2 separate regions of the Homo sapiens genome follow, and region 1 is linked to region 2. A link is an interaction called in ENCODE POLR2A ChIA-PET data of the cell type or tissue named here. Cell type or tissue: K562. All regions are shown on one strand. Links, peaks and the distances in the headings refer to the core of each region. The heading gives the core; the rest is flanking DNA.

Region 1 (9,140 bases), core at 854-8,853, 72 kb before region 2:
CTTTTGCCTCAACCTCCCAAGTAGCTGGGATTACAGGTGCCTACAACCACGCCCGGCTAATTTTTGTGTTTTTGGTAGAGACGGGGTTTCACCACGTTGGCCAGGCTGGTCTTGAACTCCTGACCTCAGGTGATGCGCCCACCTCGGCCTCCCAAAGTGCTGGGATTACAGGCGTGAGCCACCACGACTGGACTTTTTTTTTTTTTCCAATTTCTTGTACAGATAGGGTCTTACTATGTTGCCCAGGCTGGTCTTGAACTCCTGAGCTCAAGCAATCCCCCTGCCTCTTCTTCCCAGCCCCAGATGAATTTTTTAAAACCTAACCTGATAGAAAAATCAGCCTAGCAAATGGACAGTTCACACAAAAGGAAATACAGGTGGCCCTTAAGCTCGTGAGAAGATAGTCAATTTCATTAATCACTAGGGAGAAAAATGCAAATTAAAATTAGTTTGAGATACCTTTAAAACCACATGGGAGATTGGAAAAGATCTAAAACTTGGACAAGGGTTGTCCAAGGTATGGAAACAGGCTCTGCTGGTGGGTGTGGAAACTGACACACCCTGTAGATGTAGATGTGGCGATACGTATCAAGATTACAAGCATACATATCCTTTGACCTACAGTTCCCGAAATTGAGCCTCTAGATACATTTGCACTTAAACAAGTGACTAAAGAAGGGACGTGTGTACTGGATTCCTTTTTTTTTTTTTTTTTTTTTTTTGAGATGGAGTCTCACTCTGCCACCCAGGCTGGAGTGCAGTGGCGCAATCTCGGCTCACTGCAACCTCCGCCTCCCGGGTTCAAGCAATTCTCCTGCCTCAGCCTCCCGAGTACCTGGGATTACAGGCACCCGCCACCACACCCAGCTAATTTTTGTATATTTAGTAGAGATGGGGTTTCACCATGTTGGCAAAGCTGGTCTTGAACTCCTGACCTCAGGTGACCCACCTGCCTCAGCCTCCCAAAGTGCTGGGATTGCAGGTGAGCCATCACAGCCGGCCCTGTACTAGATTCTTTATTGCAAAATTGTTTATAATAGACTGGAAACAACCTAAGTGTCCAACAGTAGGGGATTGCCTAAGGAGGTGCATTGTTAGGATGATACAGCATGAGGCTGCAAGAAAGATGGAAAAAGCTCTTTAAGCTTTAAGGTATAGAGAAGAATTTCCAGGCCCAGTATGATGGCTCATACCTGTAACCCCAGAACTGGGAGGCTAAGGTGGGAGAATTGCTTGAAGCCAGGAGTTCGAGACCAGCCTGGGCAACAAAGTGAGATCCTGTCTTTGCACAAGATTTAAAAATTAACTGGGCAAGGTGGTGTGTGCCTGTAGTCCTAGCCACTCGGGAGGCAGAGGCAGGAGGATCACTTGAGCCTAGGAGGCGGAGGTTGCAGTGAGCTGAGACCATGCCACTGCACTCCAGCCTGGGAAACAGAGCAAGACACCGTCTCAAAAACAAAACAAAACAAAACCCAGGTAAAAGAGCCCGGATACACCGGATATAGTGGCTCATGCCTGCAATCCCAGGACTTTGGGAGGCTGAGGCAGGAGGATCACTTGAGCTTAGAAATCTGAGATCACCCTGGGCAACATAACAAGACCCCATCCCTAAAAAAAAATAAAATAAAATAAAAATTAGCTGGGCATGGTGGTGCACACCTGCAGTCCCAGCTACTTGGAAGGCTGACGCAGGTGGATCGCTGGAGCCTGGGAGGTCAAGGCTGCAGTGAGCCAAGATCGTGCCACTGCACTCCAGCCTGGGCTACAGAGCAAGACCCTTTCTCAAAAAAAGAGTCATAACAACAACAACAAAAATGCAGGTGGCCAGGCTTGGTGACTCACGCCTGTAATCCCAGCACTTTGGGAGGCCGAAGCAGGTGGATCACTTGAGCTCAGGAGTTCAAAACCAGCCTGGGTAACATGGTGAAACCCCATCCCTATTATTTAAAGATAATAAATAAACAAATACAGGTAGACAAAGACAGAAAGCAGACTAATGGTTGTCATGGGCTGGGGTGAGGGACAATGGGTACTGATTAATAGGTATGGGGGATTAAACAGTTCTGAACCTTGATGGTGCTGATGGTTGCATAACATTGCCTGCCACTGAATTATGGGCTTTAAAATGGTTGGAGGCTGGGCGCCGTGGCTCACGCCAGTAATCCCAGCCCTTTGGGAGGATGAGGCGGTGGATCATCTGAGGTCGGGAGTTTGAGACCAGCCTGGCCAACGTGGTGAAACCGTGTCTCTACTAAATATACAAAAATTAGCCAATAGTGGTGCATGTCTATAATCCCAGCTACTCAGGAGGCTGAGGCAGGAGAATCACTTGAACCTGGGAGGCAGAGGTTGCAGTGAGCCAAGATTGTGCCACTGCACTCCAGCCTGGGCAACAAGAGTGAAACTCTATCTCATAAATAAATAAACAAACAAACAAACAAATAAAATGGTTGGAATCCCACATTTGATGCTGTGTGTTATTATGTATGCGTATTAGTACCACAATAATAAAAAATAAGGCCAGGCATGGTGGCTCACGCCTGCAATCCCAGCACTTTGGGAGGCTGAGGTGGGCAGATCACTTGAGGCCAGGAGTTCGAAAACAGCCTGGCCAACATGGTGAAACCCTGGCTTTACTAAAAATACAAAAATTAGCCGGGTGTGGTGGCGGGCGCCTGTAATCCCAGCTACTGGGGAGGCTGAGGCAGGAGAATCACTTGAACCCGGGAGGCGGAGGTTGCAGTGAGCGAGATTGTATCATTGCACTCCAACCTGGGGGACAGAGTGAGACTCTGTCTCTAAATAAATAAATAAGAAAAAATAAAATAAAAAATAATACACGTGGTCGGCCTGCAATCCACACATGCCCTGGAGTGTGGGTGACATAGGGACAGCATTGTCCTACTCCCTCATCCTCCCCCTTCCGCCCCCTGGACCCGCGGGATCACAGCAGTGCGTTCTGTCTGCCAGGGCCACAGGCTTCCTCTGCTCTCACTCAGCTGAAGAAAAAGTACTGGGTCCCCAGCCAGAGGACAACTGCTGTGCTGGGCTGAAGGGAGAAGTGTGTGGTGGTCTCCAAGTAACCAGCTTCCTGGGGGCTCAGCAGGCGGAATCCTGCCCATCACGCTTATGTACTGGCAGGAGTGTCTGGCTGTGATTGGAGGTGTGTGTGCTCTGTACAGAATCGACTGGTGTTGCTTAGATGTCCAGAGTGGGAGGGGAGAGGGGAAAAAACAAAACCTTAAAATTCTGGAAAGGAAGGAAGAAAGGAAAAAACAGAGGGAGGGAGGGAAAGGAAAGAAAGGAATGGAATAAAAGTCTTCATGCCACAGAACTGTGCCCTGGAGGACTAAAATCAGCCAACCTGCTAACCAGTTACTGGAGCTGTAAGATGCTCACTTAAATCTTGTCTCAACCAAAGTTTCCTTCTGAAGACCTTGCTTTCAGCCGCAGCTATAAGTCCTAAAACCAAATGCCTCCTGGATCTGTCTCCTAGAAACTTCACAGTATCTCAGGCTCACCAGGTGCCACAAAGCCGCTCCTCCTCCTGGGTCCCCATGTGGGGACAGGCCCAAGGTCTACCTGGTCACCAGCCCGGCTTCCTAGCCTGCAACTCTTGCCCTCCACATGGCCTGAGAGGGCTCTTACTATACCCAGACATGGCCCTGCCCCTCCCTTCCTCAGAGCCCTCAGTGGCTCCCAGCACCCTTGGACAAGGCCCCAGCCCCTCAGCTCCTCCATGGCCCTGACATTTTCAGCCTCCTTAACCATGCTCCAACACCGCAATTTCTCCCAAATGTACCAGGCTCTACTCCCGTTTGGGGTTTGGATTGGCTGTCTCCACTCCTGCCATCCCCCACCGACTGTCCCCCTTCCCGCCATCTCCAACTGTCCCCTCTCCCGCCATCCCCCCTGGGCTGTCTCCTCTCCTGCCATCCCTCCCCCGGCTGGCCCTCTCCCACCATCACTTCCCCGGCTGTCCCTCTCCCGCCATCCCTCCCCCGGCTGTCCCTCTCCTGCCATCCCTCCCCCGGCTGTCCGTCTCCCGCCATCCCTCCCCCGGCTGTCCGTCTCCCGCCATCCCTCCCCTGGCTGTCCCCTCTCCCACCATGCCTCCCCTGGCTGTCCCCTCTCCCGCCATCCCTCCCCTGGCTGTCCCCTCTCCCGCCATCCCTCCCCTGGCTGTCCCCTCTCCCGCCATCCCTCCCCTGGCTGTCCCCTCTCCCGCCATCCCTCCCCTGACTGTCCCCTCTCCCGCCATCCCTCCCCTGGCTGTCCCCTCTCCAGCCATCCCCCTGGCTGTGCCCTCCCCCACCATCTCCCCCCCCAATGGCTGTCCCCTCTCCCGCGATCATCCTGGCTGTCCCTCTCCCGCCAGCCCCCCGGCTGTCCCCTTTCCTACCATCACCCTGTCACCTCTCCCACCATCCCCCTCTAAGCTTCCCTCTATGCCAGAAGAAGCCATGCTTTCTTTCAAGTGAGGCTGGGGGTCTCTACTGGCCTCCACAGGGCCTCCATCAGAGCACAGATCATACTGAGTTATGCCCACAGCATGGGGTTTTCCAAGTGAAGGAACCGGGTCTGCTCATCTCGGGGAACCCAGCATCACCAAGCATGAGCCTGGAGCATGGAAGGCCTCAGAAAACAAATGGTGAATGCACAGAAAGGAGAAACACACAACAAACAAACCAAGAGAGGTACACCTGGCAAGAGACACAGCAAGGAGGAGGAGATGCAGACAGGGACAGGGAGAGAGGCCGGCCGCCATGCCACCTGCAGGGAGTAGTGGAGGCTGGAGGAGGCTGGGTGCAGCGTGAGGTTCTGGAAGGGCTGGATTCGGGGCTGGCCCCAGCCCTTGTCATTCCATTCCACCATCAGCATGTGGTCGGTAAATGTCTTCCCAAACACCAGGGGCTCGCCGGGGCCAGGCTTCTTATGAGGCTTCTGTGTCATTTCCAGCTGCAGGTCTGCAGCCTGAGGAAAGACAGGGGTATCCTAGAATCTGGCCACAACCTCCCAGCTGAAAAACTACAACTCCCATGAAGCCCTGGGCCTCAGACCCATAGAGAAGAAGGACCTGTCACCCTGGAGGATTCTGGGACATGCAGTTTCATCCCTTGTCTGCGGCCCAATGGCAGGCTGTTAAGCTACCACCACTCACTGCCATCTCTGGGCTGTGGACCTTTTGGAGATGCCCAAAACCAGCTGCCAGCCCCCTCCTCTCTCAGAGCCAAGCATCGAGTTCCCTCCTTTCACCTTGAAACTGGAGGAGGCATATCTTCTGGGACCACACAGAAGCCAAGGGACAGAGAGAAGCTTTCGTGCCCAGATCTGGGTGGAGAAAGAAGTGAGAGAGGGGGTGAGTGGGGCACAGCAGGGGCCCTGGCAGCTCGCTCGCCACCTCCTGCACTTGGAGGTCCCACTGGCCTGCCTGTTCTGTCCCAGTTTCAGTCCATTCTAGACGGGGCAGGTGGTCCTGAAGGAGGCCAAGTCCCCTCCCTGCCCTGACGAGGGCTCGCTGGAAAGAGCTGAGTCAGCTCCCGCCCCCTCCTCCATGCTGCGGCAAAGTCAAACGCAAGCGCCTCCCACCCCAGAGACCTTTGGTCGCAGCCTGGAGATCAGCTCAGACAAGAAAACAACCAGGGAAGGCACACAGGTAAGTGAAGGCCTCCGGGTACCCAAGTGCTGACAGGCCTTAGAAGACCAAGGACCGACAGGTCCTGCTCCCCCAGAGCTCAGGGGTGCAGACCCCAGGCCCGCCTCCCTCAGACCTAAGTAAGAGTCCAGACTCTAGCTGCCTCCTCCCTCAGACCCGAAGTCTGGGCCCCCAGCCCCTCCTCCCTCAGACCCTGGAGTCCAGGCCTCAGACCCTCCTCCCTTACATCCAGGAGTACAGGCCCCACCCCTCCTCCCTCAGACCCAGGAGTCCAGTTCCCCAGCCCCTCCTCCGCCAGACCCAGGAGTACAGGTGCTTATTCTCTGAAGGTATTCGATCAACTGGGCTCTGATTACCTGAAATACAAACCCATTTTGGCAGTGACTCCAATTCCCTTCAGCCCCTGGGGCTGAGGGGCAGCTACAGGGGCCTGGGGAGCCACTGCAGTCCTCACTGCATGAGGCTCAGGCGGGTCCTCCCAGAGGGGAGTAGGAAGAGCAGGTCTGGCTGTGTCCAGCAGGCTGGGCCCTCTCTGGTGACCTTTGACCTCACAAGGCCTCTTTCCCCAGCCCTGTGGGGAGGCGTTGGGGCGTGAGGTTGAGAGAGACAGAGTGGCCTGGCCTGGCCTGCCCTGTGAGCTGGGTGAGTTGGCACTGATTCTGGAAGATGGACGTGAATGGGCGTGGTCACTTGTCGCTAGGTGAGTTGCTGGGAGATGGGCCTGCAGCGTGGTCTTGCTGGTGTGAGGCTCCAGGGATTCCGGGGTGATCAGAGCGTGGGTCCCCAGATTGCCTTTGGGTGGCGACATCTAGACTGCTCAGCCTTGCAGCCATGCTTCTGCCCAGAGGGATAGGACACCCACAGTATGAGAGACACAAACACAGTGCGACAGCCAGCCTGTGGGCAGGAGAGCTGCCCTCAGAGCCAAGATGAAAAAAAGAGAGTAAGAGATGGAAGAGGAAGGATGAGAAAAAGAAACACAGAAAGGGGCGCACAAACAGAAAAAAAAAAAAACAAAAACAGAAATTGACGCCAAGAAACAAGAGATGCCAAAATAGATCTAATCATAGAAAGAGGCCACACGCAGTGGCTCGCGCCTGTAATCCCAGCACTGTGGGAGGCCGAGGCAGGAGGATAGCTTGAGGCCAGGTGTTCAAGACCAGCCTGGGCAACATAGGGAGACCCTGTCTCTACAGAAAATACAAGTTAGCTGGGTGTGGTGGCGGGCGCCTGTAGTCCCAGCAACTTGGGAAGCTGAGGCAGGAGAATTGCTTAAACCCAGGAGGCGGAGGTTGCAGTGAGCCGAGATGGTGCCACTGCACTCCAGCCTGGGCGACAGAGCAAGACTCTCTGTCTCAATTAAAAAGAAAAAAAACAAAGAAAGAAAGTAGGCAGCTGGCTCAGTAGCTCATGCCTGTAATCACAGCACTTTAGGAGACAGAGGTGGGAGGACTGCATGAGGCCAGGAGTTCAAGATCAGCCTGGGCAATATAGCAAGACCCTGTCTCTACAAACAATTTAAAAATTAGCCAGGTATGGTGGCACACACCTGTAATTCCAGTTACTCAGAAGGCTAAGGTGGGAGGATCACCTTGACCTACTGGTCAAGGCTGTGGTGAGCTACGATCACACTGCTACACTCCAGCATGAGTGATAGAGTGTCTCTCAAAAAAAAAAAAAAAAAAAAAAAAAAAAAAGACCAGCATGGTGGCTCATGCCTGTAATCTGAGGCAGGTGGATCGCTTGAGCCCATCTACTCGGGAGGCTGAGGCACCACAGTCACTTGAACCCATGAGGCGGAGGTTACAGTGAGCCGAGATCGTGCCACGGCACTCCAGCCTGAGCAACAGAGCAAGACTCGGTCAAAAAGAAAAGACGAGACAAAGAAATAAAGTACGTTTGGGGGTTCACAGGGCAGGTCTCTATAATGTGATAGAACCTCCATTATGTCCCATACAGCCCAGGAGTATCACCATCAAAGACCAGGAGTGTCACTGTCAAAGCCCAGCAGTGCCCTCCATACTCCAGGACTGTCCCCATATCACGGCCCCGGAGAGACCCCATCATACCGCAGTCTGCCCTTGTCACAGCCCACACATGACCCCATCACGTCTAGAACTGCCCCCTTTATAGCCCAGGACTCTCCCCCATCACAGACCAGGGCTGTTCTATGATGGCCCAAGATGCTCCACATCACAAGTCCAGATTGTGCCTGTAACTTATCAGAACTGGTCCCCAGCAGAGCCAAGTACTGTCCCAAACAGCTCAGGAATGTCCCCTATCCAAAGCCCAGCACTTTTCCCCATTATAACCAGCATTGTCTCTGCCAAATATCAGGGCTTATTTCCTATTCACCAGGTCTGAAATTAAAAAAAAAAAAAAAATCCCATTGTTGTCTTTTTCAATCCCCAGGACTATCCCTATGTTGCTGTCTAGGCCAGTACCTTCCAGACTGTCCCTACCATGGTCCAGCACTGTCCTCTCCACACCCCGGGACTGTCCCCATCACAGCTGAGGACTCAGCCCAATTATCTCCATTACAGGATATCTCTATCTTCATCAGAGCCTAGGAATGTCCCATCATGAGTTCAGGGCCATTCTATGACACCAGAACTGTGCCATGATGAGACGGTCCACATCAGTCCCAAGTGGACCTGTCAAAGCCCAGTACTGCCCCACCACAGTCCAGGAGTGTCACCACTAAAGCCCAGATTGCCCACATACCCCAGGTATCCCAGGACTATCCCTATCAGTCACTAAGAGCCGAAAAAAGTGAAATTCTGCCCTGACATTCATCAGCTAGGATAAGAGACTCAAATAAAGTCAGGTGTAAAGTTAACAGACAGTTCTCCCAAGGTTACACCGCAGCTGTGAAGGCTTGTAATGACCCCTTTCTTTGGCTGTTTCCTTCCTCACTGAGAAACCTTGTTCTCTGAAATCATAGACTCTGGGAAACGCTGCTGCTGTTTGACATCGCACAGTCAGAAGGGATCGTCTCAGCCAGCCTGCAGCATCTGTCACTTTGACCATGAGACGCTGCCTCGATTTCCAATCCAGGTGCAAAGCTTCAGATAGGAGTTTGGGAAGCACAGCAATCCCCATCTCTTATTTTTTTCAACTTTCATTCCAAGAAAATAGGACCTTGAGTCCAATTCCCAGAGCTGAGACTTGAGGTCCAACTCTGCCTTCACCTGCACCCGGCCCTGGAGGTCTGGGCCCCTTTATTCCAGCTCCCGCACAGGCTGATGCCCCACCGCACCCCAGGGCTCCGCTCCCCAAATCACAACCTCCCCACCCCCACGCCTCCCTCATTACAGGGTCCTCCACCATGTTTCCCTTTTTTTTTTTTTTTTTACCTCCCCGCCAATTACTTGCCCCACCTCATCCGCGTCTACCTGCTCCCCCTCACCCCATTAAAGCCTCGTGCTCCTTTCCAAAGGGCGCCATCCTCCTCCGCGCCCTGCAGCGGAACCCCAGGGCGGGA
Region 2 (10,251 bases), core at 1,052-9,051:
ATGACTCATAGTCACGCCCGGATGCCATCCTCTAAATGGCCCCTAAACTTTATTTTTTTCTCCCCCTTTTCCAGCCCAGACACATGGCCCCAGGCCAAGCACCCCATCAGGCTACCCCGTGGAGGGATGCCCACCCTTTCTTCCTCCTGTCCCCAGTGATGGGCCTCCTCAGCCGCGCCTGGAGCCGCCTGAGGGGCCTGGGACCTCTAGAGCCCTGGCTGGTGGAAGCAGTAAAAGGAGCAGCTCTGGTAGAAGCTGGCCTGGAGGGAGAAGCTAGGACTCCTCTGGCAATCCCCCATACCCCTTGGGGCAGACGCCCTGAAGAGGAGGCTGAAGACAGTGGAGGCCCTGGAGAGGACAGAGAAACACTGGGGCTGAAAACCAGCAGTTCCCTTCCTGAAGCCTGGGGACTTTTGGATGATGATGATGGCATGTATGGTGAGCGAGAGGCAACCAGTGTCCCTAGAGGGCAGGGAAGTCAATTTGCAGATGGCCAGCGTGCTCCCCTGTCTCCCAGCCTTCTGATAAGGACACTGCAAGGTTCTGATAAGAACCCAGGGGAGGAGAAAGCCGAGGAAGAGGGAGTTGCTGAAGAGGAGGGAGTTAACAAGTTCTCTTATCCACCATCACACCGGGAGTGTTGTCCAGCCGTGGAGGAGGAGGACGATGAAGAAGCTGTAAAGAAAGAAGCTCACAGAACCTCTACTTCTGCCTTGTCTCCAGGATCCAAGCCCAGCACTTGGGTGTCTTGCCCAGGGGAGGAAGAGAATCAAGCCACGGAGGATAAAAGAACAGAAAGAAGTAAAGGAGCCAGGAAGACCTCCGTGTCCCCCCGATCTTCAGGCTCCGACCCCAGGTCCTGGGAGTATCGTTCAGGAGAGGCGTCCGAGGAGAAGGAGGAAAAGGCACACAAAGAAACTGGGAAAGGAGAAGCTGCCCCAGGGCCGCAATCCTCAGCCCCAGCCCAGAGGCCCCAGCTCAAGTCCTGGTGGTGCCAACCCAGTGATGAAGAGGAGGGTGAGGTCAAGGCTTTGGGGGCAGCTGAGAAGGATGGAGAAGCTGAGTGTCCTCCCTGCATCCCCCCACCAAGTGCCTTCCTGAAGGCCTGGGTGTATTGGCCAGGAGAGGACACAGAGGAAGAGGAAGATGAGGAAGAAGATGAGGACAGTGACTCTGGATCAGATGAGGAAGAGGGAGAAGCTGAGGCTTCCTCTTCCACTCCTGCTACAGGTGTCTTCTTGAAGTCCTGGGTCTATCAGCCAGGAGAGGACACAGAGGAGGAGGAAGATGAGGACAGTGATACAGGATCAGCCGAGGATGAAAGAGAAGCTGAGACTTCTGCTTCCACACCCCCTGCAAGTGCTTTCTTGAAGGCCTGGGTGTATCGGCCAGGAGAGGACACGGAGGAGGAGGAAGATGAGGATGTGGATAGTGAGGATAAGGAAGATGATTCAGAAGCAGCCTTGGGAGAAGCTGAGTCAGACCCACATCCCTCCCACCCGGACCAGAGGGCCCACTTCAGGGGCTGGGGATATCGACCTGGAAAAGAGACAGAGGAAGAGGAAGCTGCTGAGGACTGGGGAGAAGCTGAGCCCTGCCCCTTCCGAGTGGCCATCTATGTACCTGGAGAGAAGCCACCGCCTCCCTGGGCTCCTCCTAGGCTGCCCCTCCGACTGCAAAGGCGGCTCAAGCGCCCAGAAACCCCTACTCATGATCCGGACCCTGAGACTCCCCTAAAGGCCAGAAAGGTAGGTGCTGAGAGCCCAGATTCTATTTTTTTTTTTTTTTTAATTGAGTTGGAGTCTTGGGCTGTCACCCAGGCTGGAGTGCAGCGGCATGATCTTGGCTCACTGCCAACCTCTGCCGCCCAAGTTCAGGCGATTCTCGTGCCTCAGCCTCCAGAGTATCTGGGATTACAGGCGCATGACACCACACCCAGCTAATTTTTTTTGTATTTTTAGTAGAGACGGGGGTTTTGCCATGTTGGCCAGGCTGGTCTCAAACTCCTGACATCACGTGATCCACCCATCTCAGCCTCCCAAAGTGCTGGGATTACAGGCGTGAGCTACCACATCTGGCTGAGAGCCCAGATTCTTGAGTCTTAGAAAGAAAGGGGGCTGGGGGCCGAGACTTCTGGGTCCCTGTATGTTGCAGAGGGTTGCATGTCATCTCCATGGAGAAGGCTGTGTACGCTGTCACGCAATCCCTTGTAAGAGGCCAGGCCCCTGGGGGAGGAGGGAGCAGCTGTGGCTCACAGCAGCCCCAGGAAACCACCTCTTCCTTCAGTGAGTCAGATAGATAGAGAATCCCGTGACAGTGACAGGCAAGTGACTAGCCAGATAGAAAGCATTTTTGTGTAATAACTAATTTTTGTTTGCTTCTCTCTCTCTCTTCCCCGCCCTCCCCATCCGGATTCCCGTGGCTGTGTGCATCTCCTGCCTGTGTCCCCATGTCTGCCCGCAGGTGCGCTTCTCCGAGAAGGTCACTGTCCATTTCCTGGCTGTCTGGGCAGGGCCGGCCCAGGCCGCCCGCCAGGGCCCCTGGGAGCAGCTTGCTCGGGATCGCAGCCGCTTCGCACGCCGCATCACCCAGGCCCAGGAGGAGCTGAGCCCCTGCCTCACCCCTGCTGCCCGGGCCAGAGCCTGGGCACGCCTCAGGAACCCACCTTTAGCCCCCATCCCTGCCCTCACCCAGACCTTGCCTTCCTCCTCTGTCCCTTCGTCCCCAGTCCAGACCACGCCCTTGAGCCAAGCTGTGGCCACACCTTCCCGCTCGTCTGCTGCTGCAGCGGCTGCCCTGGACCTCAGTGGGAGGCGTGGCTGAGACCAACTGGTTTGCCTATAATTTATTAACTATTTATTTTTTCTAAGTGTGGGTTTATATAAGGAATAAAGCCTTTTGATTTGTAGCGAGCAGCGTCTGTATGTGTCAGAAACTGACAGCATTCTACTTACAGGTCCCTGAGGGAGCTGGGAAGAGAATAGCATAAAACAAAGCACTTCAATGGCGGATAAACCGCTTTTCCTCAAATTTGCTACCACTCATCCTGAGGCTTCTTTTGAACCTAACAGTGCAGGGACCAGCCCCACAGGGTCGGTGGGCTTCTCCCTGTGTGCGGCGACGAGAGAGTGTAGAAATAAAGATACAAGACAAAGAGATAAAAGAAAAGACAGCTGGGCCCGGGGGATTACTACCACCAATGCGCGGAGACCAGTAGTGGCCCCGAATGTCTGGCTGCGCTGATATTTACTGGATACAAAGCAAAAGGGGCAGGGTAAGGAGTGTGAGTCATCTCCAATGATTGATAAGGTCACACGAGTCACGTTTCCACCGGACAGGGGGCCCCTCCCTGTTTGGCAGCCCAGGTGGAGAGAGAGAGGAGACAGCTTATGCCATTATTTCTGCATTTCAGAGACTTTTAGTACTTTTACTGATTTTGCTACTGCTATCTAGAGGGCAGAGCCAGGTGCACAGAGTGGAACAGGAAAGTGAAACAGGAGCGTGACCGCTGAAGCACAGCATCACAGGGAGCCGGTTAGGCCTCCGGATAACTGTGGGCCAGCTTGACTAATGTCAGGCCCTCCACAAGAGGTAGAGGAGCAGAGTCTTCTCTAAACTCCCGCAGGGAAAGGGAGACTCCCTTTCCTGGTCCGCTAAGTAGCGGGTGTTTTTCCTTGACACTGAGGCTACCGCTAGACCATGGTCCACTTGGCAACGGGCGTCTTCCCAGATGCTGGCGTTACCGCTAGACCAAGGAGCCCTTCTGCTGGCCCTGTCCGGGCATAACAGAAGCCTCGCACTCTTGTCTTGTGGTCACTTCTCACTATGTCTCCTCAGCTCCTATCTCTGTATGGCCTGGTTTTTCCTAGGTTATGATTATAGAGCGAGGATTATTATAATATTGGGATAAAGAGTAATTGCTACAAACTAATGATTAATGATATTCATATATAATCATATCTAAGATCTATATCTGGTATAATTATTCTTGTTTTATATTTTATTATACTGGAACAGCTCATGTCCTCGGTCTCTTGCCTCGGCACCTGGGTGTCTTGCCGCCCACATAACAGCTGGTGGGTTTTATAGTTTTTTTTGTTGCTTTTTTTGAGACTGAGTCTCGCTCTGTTGCCCAGGCTGAAGTGCAGTGGTGCAATCTCAGCTCACCACAACCTCTGCCTCCCAGGTTCAAGTGATTCTCCTGCTTCAGCCTCCCGAGTAGCTGGGACTAGAGGTGTGCGCCACCACGCCTGGCTAATTTTTGTATTTTTAGTAGAGACAGGGTTTCACTATGTTGGCCAGGCTGGTCTCAAACTCCTGACCTTGTGATCCACCTGCCTTGGCCTCCCAAAATGCTGAGATAACAGGCGTGAGCCAATGCACCCGGCCTATGTATTTTTGTTTGTTTGTTTGAGATGGAGTCTCGCTGTGTCACCCAGGCTGGAATGCGGTGGCACGATCTCTGCTTACTGCAACCTCCGCCTCCTGGGTTCAAGCGATTCTCCTGTCTTAGTCTCCTGAGTAGCTGGGATTACAGGCACACTCCACCATGCCTGGCTAATTTTTGTATTTTTAGTAGAGACGGGGTTTCACTACGTTGATCAGGCTGGTCTCGAACTCCTGACCTCATGATCCACCCGCCTTGGCCTCCCAAAGTGCTGGGATTACAGGCGTGAGCCACCGCACCCAGACCCGGCCTGTAGTTTTTCTTTGACATCTGCCTAAATTGTATTAAACTTGGGACAATTATCACCACCCCCCCAAGGGAGCTGGAGAATTGAGTCACGGATCCCTAAAAGGAGGCAGAATTGTCTGTGCCTTGCTGGACCATTAAGGCTCAATCTCTACAGGCCTTTACATTCTCCTCCGTTGCTTTGATACCAGTGGGTATCGAGGTCCCCAAGCCCGGGTGGGACCTCCCCCTCAGCCAGTGTTCAGGCTCTTGACACAGTCATGAAAATGAATTCAAGGACGAGTTGGAAAAGAGTGAAAATACAGGATTTATTGCAAAGGGGAAAGTCCACACTCATGAAAGGGGACTCGAGAGAATCACGTGCAAGGGGGGTTGAGGCTGCTACCGTTATGGGTTTTTTGTTTGTTTGTTTGTTTTTTAAAGATGGAGTCTTGTTCTGTCCAGCCCAGGCTGGAGTGTAGTGACACGATCTCAGCTCACTGCAACCTCCACCTCCTGGGTTCAAACAATTCTCCTACCTTAGCTTCCCAAGCAGCTGGGACTGCAGGCGCCACCACACCTGGCTAATTTTTTGTATTTTTAGTAGAGACAGGGTTTCTCCATGTTGGCCAGGCTGGTCTCAAAGTCCTGACCTCAAGTGATCCACCTGCCTCAGCCTCTCAAAGTGCTGGGATTACAGACGTGAGCCACCACGCTGGCCCTTTTTGGATTTTTTTAACCAAGGGGTAAAATACTCATGAGCATTCCTGGAAAAAGATGGAGATTTCTCAGAACTGTGGTGCCACCCATCTTTACACCAAATATGGGTGTTCCTGGGACCGTCATGATGCTGGTGGGTGTGTGACTGTGTTGATGAACATATAATGAGGTCCTACGTGAAACCGAGGTCAGACCCAGTGCCATATTGGGTCTAGTCGGACTTAGCCTACTTGGCCCACGCCCTGGTTTTTCAGGATCTTATCAGCCCATAGCTTCTGTAGCTATTTCAAGTTTCCTGTTGCTGGTCTGGTCTTGTGAAACTGCTGCCTGGAATTTTCTAATCTCCTGCAACCACCCTGTATGATTGCTGTTGCAGCCTGATTTTACATTTATAAGCCCTGTGTCCATAGGCCTAGTTTCCTTATCTGTAAGCTGACTAACAATTGTACATATCTTATGGGATTGTAAGGCCCCAAAGGAGTTAAAACAATGCTCATGAAATAAATGCTATAATACGGTAATTATTCTATATACCGTTATTCTTTTTTTTTTTTTTTTTTTTTTCCTGATACGGAGTCTCACTCTGCTGCCCAGGCTGGGGTGCAGTGGTGGGCTCTCGGCTCACTGCAACCTCCACTTCCCAGGTTAAAACAATTCTCCTGGATCAGCCTCCCAAGAAGCTGGGACTACAGGTGTGCGCCACCACTTCCAGCTAATTTTTTTTTTTTTTATGGAGTTTCACTCTTGTTACACAGGCTGGAGTGCAATGGCACGATCTCAGCACACCAGCAACCTCCGCCTCCTGGGTTCAAGCGATTCTCCTGCCTCAGCCTCCTGAGCAGTTGGGATTACAGGCGTGAGCCATCACGCCCAGCTAAGTTTTGTATTTTTAGTAGAGAAGGAGTTTCACCATGTTGGTGGTCAGGAGTTTGAGACTCCTGACCTCATGATCCGCCCACCTCAGTCTCCCAAAATGCTGGGATTATGGGCATGAGCCACTATGCCCACCTCTACCTCTAATTTTTAATTTTTTTTTTTTTTTTTGAGACCGAGTCTCTCTGTGTCACCCAGGCTGGAGTGCAGTGGCGTGATCTCGGCTCACTACAACCCCCTGGGTTCAAGCAATTCTCCTGCCTCGGCCTCCCTAGTACCTGGGATTATATGCGTGCGCTACCACGCAGGGCTAATTTTTGTATTAATCTACCTCTAGACCTTCACAGAATGCAGGCTCCTCTCATCCTCCTAACCTAATGGCCTTTCATTAGCTTTACAAAAGCAGCTTAGTTAAACTAGAAATCCTAGCACTTTGGGTGGCCGAGGTAGATGGATCACTTGAGGTCAGGTTTTTGTTTGTTTGTTTGTTTTGTTTGTTTATTTTGAGGCAGAGTCTTGCTCTGTCGCCCAGGCTGGAGTGCAATGGCAGGATCTTGGCTCCCTGCAACCTCCGCCTCCCGAGTTCAAGTGATTCTCCTGCCTCAGTCTCCTGAATAGTTGGGATTATAGGGGCCCGCCACCACACAGGGCTAATTTTTGTATTTTTAGTAGAGACGGGGTTTCACCTTGTTGGTCAGGCTGATCTCTAACTCGAGGTCAGGAGTTTGAGACCCCCACTCCTGCCATATAATCCTTTCATTTCCCCAAGGCAACCAAGCCTAATTCCACCTAATTAAAAACCTTTGTATGAGTGCTACCTGCTGCCTGAGGATCCCAACCCTGAGGCCTCTTGCTCAGCTAGTTGCTCCTGATTCTTCAGATGTAGTGTGAAAATTCCTTTTTTTGGTGGGGGGATAGAGTCGCATTCTGTTGCCCAGGCTGGAGTGCAGTGGCACGATCGGGTCACTGCAACCTCCGCTTCCCAGATTCAAGCAATTCTCGTGCCTCGGCCACCGGAGTAGCTGGGATTACAGGCATGCGCCACCATGCCCAGCTAATTTTTGTATTTTTAGTAGAGACGGGGTTTGCCATATCGGCGAGGCTGGTCTCGAACTCCTGACCTCAAGTGATCCTTCCGCCTCGACCTCCTAAAGTGTTGGGATTCCAGGTGTGAGCCACCGCGCCCGGCATTTTTTTTTTTTTTTTTTTTTTGAGACAGAGTCTAGCTGGAGTGAAGTGGAGCTATCTCAGCTCACTGCAGCCTCCGCCTCCCAGATTCAAGTGTTTCTTCTGCCTCAGTCTCCTGAATAGCTGGGATTACAGGTGCCTGCCACCACGCCCAGCTAATTTTTGTACTTTTAGTAGAGACGGGGTTTCACATGTTGGCCAGGCTGGTCTCGATCTCCTGACTTCAGGTGATGCACCAGCTTCAGCCTGCCAAAGTGTTGGGATTACAGGCGTGAGCCACCTTGCCCGGTCAGTGTTGGTTATTAAGGTGGTGCAAAAGAAGGCATGTCGGGGCCCTTCCTCCAAATGAGGAGGCACAGAAGCTGGCAAGGGTATGGTATTTTATTGAGTTATTCAACAGCCAGCTTCTAATTGAAACTGGACAAGCAGATGCTGAAGGCCTGGAGCGGGCTAAATGGAAAGCAGAAGTCCATGGTGAATGTGTCTGGGCCCACTCGGCCGAACTGGAGCACCAGATGTTCTTCTGAGAAGTGAATCAGGAACAAAGCCTTAGCCTGACTCTCTCATCTCCCAGCTTCGAGAACTGAGACTTTTTTTTTTTTTTTTTCTTTTTTTTTTTTTTTTGAGACAGAGTCTTGCTCTGTCGCCCAGGCTGGAGTGCAGTGACCTGATCTTGGCTCACTGCAACCTCCACCTCCCAGGTTCAAGCAGTTCTTCTGCCTCAGCCTCCCAAGTAGCTAGGATTACAGGCATGTGCCACCACGTCCGGCTAATTTTTTTTTTTTTTTTTTTTTTTGAGATGGAGTCTCGCTCTGTTGCCCAGGCTGGAGAGCAGTGGCGCGATCTCGGCTCACTGCAAGCTCCGCCTCCCGGGTTCACACCATTCTCCTGCCTCAGCCTCCTGATTAGCTGGGACTACAGGTGACCACCACTACACCCAGCTAATTTTTTCTGTGTTTTTAGTAGAGACGGGGTTTCACCGTGTTAGTCAGGATGGTCTCAATCTCCTGACCTCGTATCCGCCCGCCTCGGCCTCCCAAAGTGCTGGGATTACAGGTGTGAGCCACAGTGCCCGGCCTAATTTTTGTATTTTTAGTAGAGACAGGGTTTCACCATGTTGGCCAGGCTGTTCTTGAACTCCTGACCTCAGATGATCCACCCACCTCGGTCTCCCAAAGTGCTAGGATTATAAGCGGGAGCTACCGCGCCAGGCCGAGAATGGAGACTTTTAAGAGGCTGAGCGGTGCCCTTACTAAGCCAGAAACCCTGAGGGTGTGTAAACTACAATTCCCAATAGGCTTTGCAATAGGGTGGCATCTGCCCTGCCTAGAAAAACGCTCAAGTGATGATGGGAGATGTAGTTCCCTTCCGTTCACACCCTAACCCCCACCCCACCTGGCCCGGCTAAACTGGTTTCCAGGAGCTCACGGTGTTTGGGATCCACGATTTGGAAGTTCTTCACCGAAGCCCGAGTGACTCGACCATGGAAATTGAGCGTGTAGACACCGTTCTCCTTGTCCCACGACGGGGTTTTGTTGTGCAACAAAAGCAACCCTTGTTTGTCCCCACGTTGGTAACGACTCAGTAGCGACTCCTGTTCCTAGAAGGTAAAGAAGGGGCTGTGGTTTTCTCAGAGGCTTTCGAAACTCCATCTTGAACAGGGGCGACTCCATCTTGAACAGGGGCGACTCCATCTTGAACAGGGGCTGGGTAAAATGAGGATGAGACCTGCTGGGCTGCGTTCCCAGGAGGTTAGGCATTCTTAGTCACAGGATGAGACAGGAGTTTGACAGGACTGGTATCACAATGTTAGAAATGCTTGTTCCCCGGTGCAGTAAAGAAATAGCACTTGAGCATAAATTTAATTTCCTCAGCAAGGCCATTTTTTAACTTTCTGCAGAAAGGGTACACTCACCAGGAGTTTTGCCATGAGAGTACACTGAACAAAGGAGACAGGGTCATTTATAACCTGGCGCATCCACCCTACTGCCGTGTAGGGTTTCCATTGGCTGGAACGGGACCTCACGTTCTGTATTTGTCCCAATTGGCTAGCAACTTAGAACTTTTTAAAAGAGGGAAAAGCAGAAGAATACAAAGTAAGGAGGAAGTAACTTGTGGAATGTTGAGAAAGGTAAAAACACCTTCAAATAAGGAAGAGGAACAGGCTATGACCTAATGCTTGCTTGGACCGGTACAAGCATGCCAGGGCAAATATTTAGGGTAAATTGTGGGAGCTAAAAACGTAAAGTACACTGATTTCTTTATTATGGCTAACAGATATTTAAGAATGTTAGCACAGGTCTTTGAATAAATTTTGCTTGTAAGAGAGGTTACTGCCGGGCACGGTGGCTCACGCCTGTAATCCCAGCACTTTGGGAGGCCGAGGCGGGTGAATCACGAGGTCAGGAGATCGAGACCATCCTGACTAACACAGTGAAACCCCGGCTCTACTAAAAATATAAAAAATTAGACGGGCATGGTAGCGGGCGCCTGTAGTCCCAGCTACTCAGGAGGCTGAGGCAGGAGAATGGCGTGAGCCGGGGAGGTCGAGCTTGCAGTGAGCCGAGATCGCGCCACTGCACTCCAGCCTGGGCGACAGAGCAAGACTCTGTCTCAAAAAAAAAAAAAAAGAAAGAAAGAGAGAGTCTAAAAGAAGCAGGAACCCTCAGTTCTGGGAATTGCCCACCCCTTTCCCAGAAAATTAATGAATAATCCACCTCGTTTAGCATATAATCAAGAAATAACCATAAAAATAGCCAACCAGCTGGCCTCAAGGCTGCTTTGCCTATGGAGTAGCC

The links. Peaks named below come from ENCODE experiments on the same cell type or tissue, not always from the same donor. Only the 100,000 strongest peaks of a DNase experiment are listed, where the experiment ranks them.
Region 1: POLR2A ChIA-PET joins it to region 2 with 18 read pairs; 21 of 35 experiments call an interaction of 5 or more read pairs at or near these places.

Annotation. Positions count from the first base shown.
Region 1 is chr19:48,801,744-48,810,883 of GRCh38, forward strand. It overlaps BCAT2 (branched chain amino acid transaminase 2), which reads right to left. Exons shown (of 11, transcript NM_001190.4): 2 at 5,257-5,331; 3 at 4,774-4,974. LOC105372432 (a long non-coding RNA gene) reads left to right here and starts at 5,626. Exons shown (of 3, transcript XR_936017.4): 1 at 5,626-5,656; 2 at 6,226-6,356; 3 at 8,601-9,094. RefSeq lists enhancers at 4,749-5,420, 8,866-8,935. In K562, for the core only: a CTCF peak has its summit at 6,452; DNase peaks (open chromatin) are centred at 5,078, 5,548 and 6,418; H3K4me3 peaks cover 647 bases.
Region 2 is chr19:48,873,151-48,883,401 of GRCh38, forward strand. PPP1R15A (protein phosphatase 1 regulatory subunit 15A) reads left to right here. Exons shown (of 3, transcript NM_014330.5): 2 at 75-1,748; 3 at 2,464-2,908. The coding sequence starts at 84. The coding sequence ends at 2,823. TULP2 (TUB like protein 2) reads right to left here. Exons shown (of 13, transcript NM_003323.3): 12 at 8,882-9,053; 13 at 7,817-7,976. The coding sequence ends at 7,861. Among named protein-coding and RNA genes, the nearest start is that of PPP1R15A, 5.9 kb to the left of the region's middle. RefSeq lists cis regulatory regions at 1-178, 338-838, 1,218-1,738, 4,818-5,778, 5,335-5,947 and enhancers at 665-1,277, 1,767-1,816, 2,027-2,486, 3,267-3,576, 3,587-3,836 and 4 more. In K562, for the core only: no CTCF peak of the experiment used is centred there; DNase peaks (open chromatin) are centred at 2,241, 2,751, 5,591, 8,805 and 2 weaker places; H3K4me3 peaks cover 3,262 bases.